2 separate regions of the Homo sapiens genome follow, and region 2 is linked to region 1. A link is an interaction called in ENCODE POLR2A ChIA-PET data of the cell type or tissue named here. Cell type or tissue: PC-3. All regions are shown on one strand. Region 1 overlaps DNAH2 (dynein axonemal heavy chain 2). Region 2 overlaps ALOXE3 (arachidonate epidermal lipoxygenase 3).

The links. Peaks named below come from ENCODE experiments on the same cell type or tissue, not always from the same donor. Only the 100,000 strongest peaks of a DNase experiment are listed, where the experiment ranks them.
Region 2: POLR2A ChIA-PET joins it to region 1 with 9 read pairs; 2 of 35 experiments call an interaction of 5 or more read pairs at or near these places.

What each region holds. Positions count from the first base shown.
Region 1 is chr17:7,803,154-7,805,653 of GRCh38, reverse strand. It overlaps DNAH2 (dynein axonemal heavy chain 2), which reads right to left. Exons shown (of 86, transcript NM_020877.5): 59 at 1,188-1,398; 60 at 580-696; 61 at 261-402. Among named protein-coding and RNA genes, the nearest start is that of KDM6B, 30 kb to the left of the region's middle. In PC-3, no CTCF peak of the experiment used is centred here; a DNase peak (open chromatin) is centred at 1,473; H3K4me3 peaks cover 279 bases; H3K27ac peaks cover 1,997 bases.
Region 2 is chr17:8,099,572-8,102,071 of GRCh38, reverse strand. The region is part of intron 15 of ALOXE3 (arachidonate epidermal lipoxygenase 3); the gene reads left to right. Among named protein-coding and RNA genes, the nearest start is that of MIR4314, 13 kb to the right of the region's middle. In PC-3, no CTCF peak of the experiment used is centred here; no DNase peak of the experiment used is centred here.

The DNA.
Region 1 (2,500 bases):
GTCTCAAACTCCTGGGCTCAAGTGATCTGCCCACCTTGCCCTCCCAAAGCTTGGGTTTACAGGCATGAACCACCACACTCGACCCACAACCAAAGAACCTTAACTGATATTCATGCGGTCTCCTTTCTACTAGGCCCTGTGCTCTTGAGGGTAAGAACAATGCCTCATCCATCCCTATCTTTCTGAGTGTCTGCTGCACAGCCGACGATCAATAAACACTGGGTGAGTGGAAGTCATTGATTTCATTGTCTCTAGCTTACCTAGCTGCCTCTTGGCCTCTGCCCATGTGGGCTCGTTGCCTCGAAGAATCATAACTGCCTGCATCACTATCTCCACTTGGGCTGGGGGCCGTCCATAAGACTTGATCTCTCCTATATCCTTCTTGTTCAGAGACTCCAGGGCCTGGGGGAAAAGGGGATAAAGTGAGGGTAAGACAGGACCTTCTGGAGACAGAACCTAGCTGAGGTGCCACCTCTTCTTCCCACTTCCCCAGAGTCTTTGAGGACAAAGAAGACTGGCCCATTCCCTTCCCCGGGGCCTCGCGTTCCTGGCTCCCATCCTTGCACCCGCCCCTGGTACCCGCATGGCCTCTTCCAGGGCGGGCAGTGCCTCTTCTAGATCTTTCTGGGCATTGTCAGCCAGTGCCTGACACTTGATTTCCTCAACTGCAATCTTTTCACTGTTGGCTGTTACGGCCTAGGGATGAAAAAAGGACAAGGGTTTTTTGTCTTTGCCTTGGGCAAAGGTGGGAGTGACGGTGTTGGTGGAAAAGATGAAAGAGAAAGCTAAAGAATTTTTTTTTTTTTTTGAGATGGAGTCTAGCTCTTTCGCCCAGGCTGGAGTGCAGTGGTGCAATCTCAGTTCACTGCAACCTCCGCCCCCAGGGTTTAAGCGATTCTCCTGCCTCAGCCTCCCGAGTAGCTGGGATTACAGGCACCCGCCACCACGCCCAGCTAATCTTTGTATTTTTAGTAGAGACAGGGTTTCACCATGTTGGCCAAGTTGGTCTCGAACTCCTGACCTCAGGTGATCCTCCTGCCTCAGCCTCCCAAAGTGCTGGGATTACAGGCGTGAGCCACTGCACCCAGTCACTAAAGAAAATTTAAGAAGGGGGGAACATGGGTTCCCTGACGCAGTAGCCGGCACTGGTGGGAGTGGGGCACGGGGGGTGGGCGTGGGCCCTGGACCTTCTGCTGCTCATCTGCCTCCCGCTTCTGCTGCACAATGATGACCAGGTACTCCTCACACTGCTTCTGGAACTCAGCCACCTTCTTCTTGGCATCCTCCAGCTCCAACGACATCACTTGCACCTTTTCCCTAGTTTCGTCGATCTTGAACAAGCCTGTCCGCAGTTTATTGGCTTGGGCCAGCAGCTCCTGCCGTTTTTCTCCCAGCAACCTGGGGGAAAGAATAGGACAGGGTGTGGAGAGGCGGGGCTTCCGGAAAGCGCGGTGTCCTGTAAGGTCCACCTTCCCCGTGTGTCTCGAGTCCGCCTTCCTTTCTGTTGCCACCAACACTACCCCCACCATCCTGGTCGGGATTCTATCACTTCCTGCCTGGGTCATTGCCAACAGCTTCCCAAGGGCTCTTCTTGATTTCAGGCTCTCATTCCTCTGGTTTGTTCTACACACCACTACCAGAATCAGCTTGTTAAACAGTCTCCATCACACCACCTCCCCTACATGAGAATCTTCCTCTGTTTCCCACTGTGGAACAGGCAGGTGGGCTGGCCCAGGGCAGGCAGCCGTCCCTCAGCTCCAGCCTGGTTTTTTTTCCCTATGGGAATGAATGTGGGCCCAGTATTGCAACAATTTATTGCTCTCTCTCTCTCTTTCTTTTTTTGTAGAGATGGCGTCTTGTTATTTTGCCCAGGCTGGTCTCAAACTCCTGACCTCAAGTGATCCTCCCACCTCAGCCTCCCAACGTGCTGGGATTACAGGCATGAGCCACTGCACCTGCCCCACAATTTCTGATTTTTTTTTTTGAGACGGAGTCTCGATCTGTCACCCAGGCTGGAGTGCAATGATGCAATCTCAGCTCACTGCAACCTCCACCTCCCGGGTTCAAATGATTCTCCCGCCTCAGCCTCCCCAGTAGCTGGCATTACAGGCACCCGCCATCATGCCTGGCTAATTTTTGTATTTTTGTAGAGACAGGGTTTCACCATGTTGGCCAGGCTGTTCTTGAACTCCTGACCTCAAGTGATCGGCCCACCTTGGCCTCCCAAAGTGCTGGGATTACAGGCGTGAGTCACCGTGCCCAGCCTTATTTGTATCTTTTAAAATATCCTTTGCAATAAATCAGCAATAGTAGGTGAAGTGTTTCCTGAGTTCTGTGAGCCACTCTAGCAAATTAACTGAACCTGACAAGGGGGTGGTGGGAACCCTTGATTTATAACCGGCCAGGCAGAAACACAGGTAAAACACTGGGCTTTCGGTTAGCATCAGAAGCGGCGGGTGTATTGTGGGACTGAGCCCTCCACCTGTGCGATCTGACTCTA
Region 2 (2,500 bases), 300 kb before region 1:
CAAGTAGCCCTTTATCACTGGTTCCCATCATCTTTGTTTCCACCCAGCCGTCTTGCACACAAGCTCTCTAACAGGTGAATATTCTTATTTCTCACGCTTGACTCCCTTTGGTGCTGGAAAGATTCCAGATGTTGCTGGGCACAGTGGCTCGTGCCTGCAATCCCAGCACTTTGGGAGGCTGAGGCCGGTGGATTGCTTGAGCCTAGGAATTCAAGAGCAGCCTAGGAAACATGGTGAAACCCTGTCTCTACCCAAAACACAAAAATTAATCGGGCGTATTAGTGTGTGCCTGTGGTCCCAGCTGCTTGGGGGGAGCTAAAGTGGGAGGATCACTTGAGCCCAGGAAGTAAAAAAATGCAGTGAGCCATGTTCACGCCACTGCACGCCAGCCTGGGTGACACAAAAACAAAAAACAAAAAACAAAAAAACAACAAAAAAAGAAAGATCCCACATATTTGATCTTCCTGGCAAGTTTTAACTTGCTACCTTATATCCTGGGAATGGCAGGACTCTGGGTCCTGTCCCTATCTGGTCCCAGAGGGATGACAGATAAGTAGACAACAGCATGAGGGTGGAGGGCTCTCTCCTATAAACTATAGAAAGTTTAACTTGGAAATTTATAACAACAATAATAATGGCAGCTGTCACTGAGGAGCCATCATGTCTCAGTTATTAAATCAGATCCTTTGTGTACATGATTTTAAAATGTGAACCAAATACATAGCTCTATTTAAAATGCTTGGCAGCCAGGCGTGGTGGCTCACGCCTGTAATCCCAGCACATTGGGAGGCCGAGGTGGGTGGATCACCTGAGGTCAGGAGTTCGAGATCAGCCTGGCCAACATGGTGAAACCCCCATCTCTACTAAAAATACAAAAATTAGGTGGGCATGATGATGCATGCCTGTAACCCAGCTACTCAGAAGGCTGAGGTAAGAGAATCACTTAAACCCGGGAGGCAGAGGTTGCAGTGAGCTGAGATGGTACCACTGAACTCCAGCCTGGGCAACAAGAGTGAAGTTCCATCTCAAAAAAAAAAAAACAAAAAAAAAGCAGCTTGGCACCGTGCTGGCATATAAATGTTCAATAAATGGTAGTTCCACTTCACAGGGGAGAAAACTGAGGTTCAGGGAGATTCAGCAATTTGTTCAACAGCACAGAGCTAGTAAGTAGGCTTTGAATCCAGTGTCATATTTCTGTCTTCTGCTGTGTTTTCTCTTTCTTTCTCTGGTGTGTGTGTGTGTTCTGTTTTTTTGATGGCTATACTACAGTTTTAGAAATCAAGTATTAAGCCAGGTGCAATGGCACAGGCCTGTAGTCCCAGCTACTCAGGAGGCCGCAGAGAGAGGATTCCTAGAGGCTAGGAGTTCAAGGCTGCAGTGTGCATGACCATGCCTGTGAATAGCCACTGCACTTCAGCCTGGGCCACATAACAAGACCCCATCTTTAAGAAAGAAAAGAAAAAAAGAAATTAGATGTCAATCTGATTTTAAAAACATAAAACTTGTTATTTCAAAAAAAACCACAATACAATAAAATAAAAAAACTACAGACATATTTCTTTTTTCTTAAGATTCTCTGGATCAGAAATTTGGGCAGGGCTAGGCTGGGCAGTCCAGAGGGTACTGGCTAGGGTGAAACACTTGCATGCAATCAGCTGGTGACTGGGCTGTGCTGGAAGTTCCCAGAAGGCTTTGCTCACATGTCTGGGGCCTCAGTGCACCTGTGTGGTTTTTCTCTCTCTCCATATGCTGTCTTATCCCCCAGGACTCTCCAAGGGGTCTCTCCCCAGCAGGATAGCTGGACTTCCTCATAGCACGGTGGCTGGCTTCCAAGATTGCAAACAAGCTTTCAGATTTCTTCAAGTCTAGGCCCAGAAGTGGCAGACTGTCACTTACAGCACTATTTTTTTTGCTTCCGTCCCTCCCTCCCCCCTCTCCCTCCCTCCCTCTCTTTCTTTCTCTCTCTTTCTCTCTTTTGACAGGGTCAGGTTGTCTGAAAAAAAGCCTGGTCAACTCCAGACAGGGTCACCCAGGCTGGAGTGCAGTGACATGATCATGGCTCACTGCATCCTCAAACTCCTGGGCTCAAGAAATTCTCTCACCCCAGCCTCTCCTGTAGCTGAGGCCACAGGCATCACCACGCCTGGCTAATTTTTTGATTTTTGGTAGAGACAGGGTCTTGTTATATTGCCCAGGCTGGTCTTGAACTCCTGGGCTAAAGTGATCCTCCTGCCTTAGCCTCCCAATGTGCTGGGATTATAGGTGTGAGCCACTGCATCTGGCCTAGACAATTCTAATCAAGGAGGAAAATAAAAAAGAGAAAGAAAGGGAACATAAATACACAGCATTAGGAATGGGAAAGGCGTATAACCACAAATGCAGAGAAGATTTTTTACTTTTTTTTTTTTTTTGAGACAGAGTCTCACTCCGTCACCCAGGCTAGAGTGCAGTGGCGCGGTCTCGGCTCAGTGCAACCTCTGCCTCCCGGGTTCAAGCAATT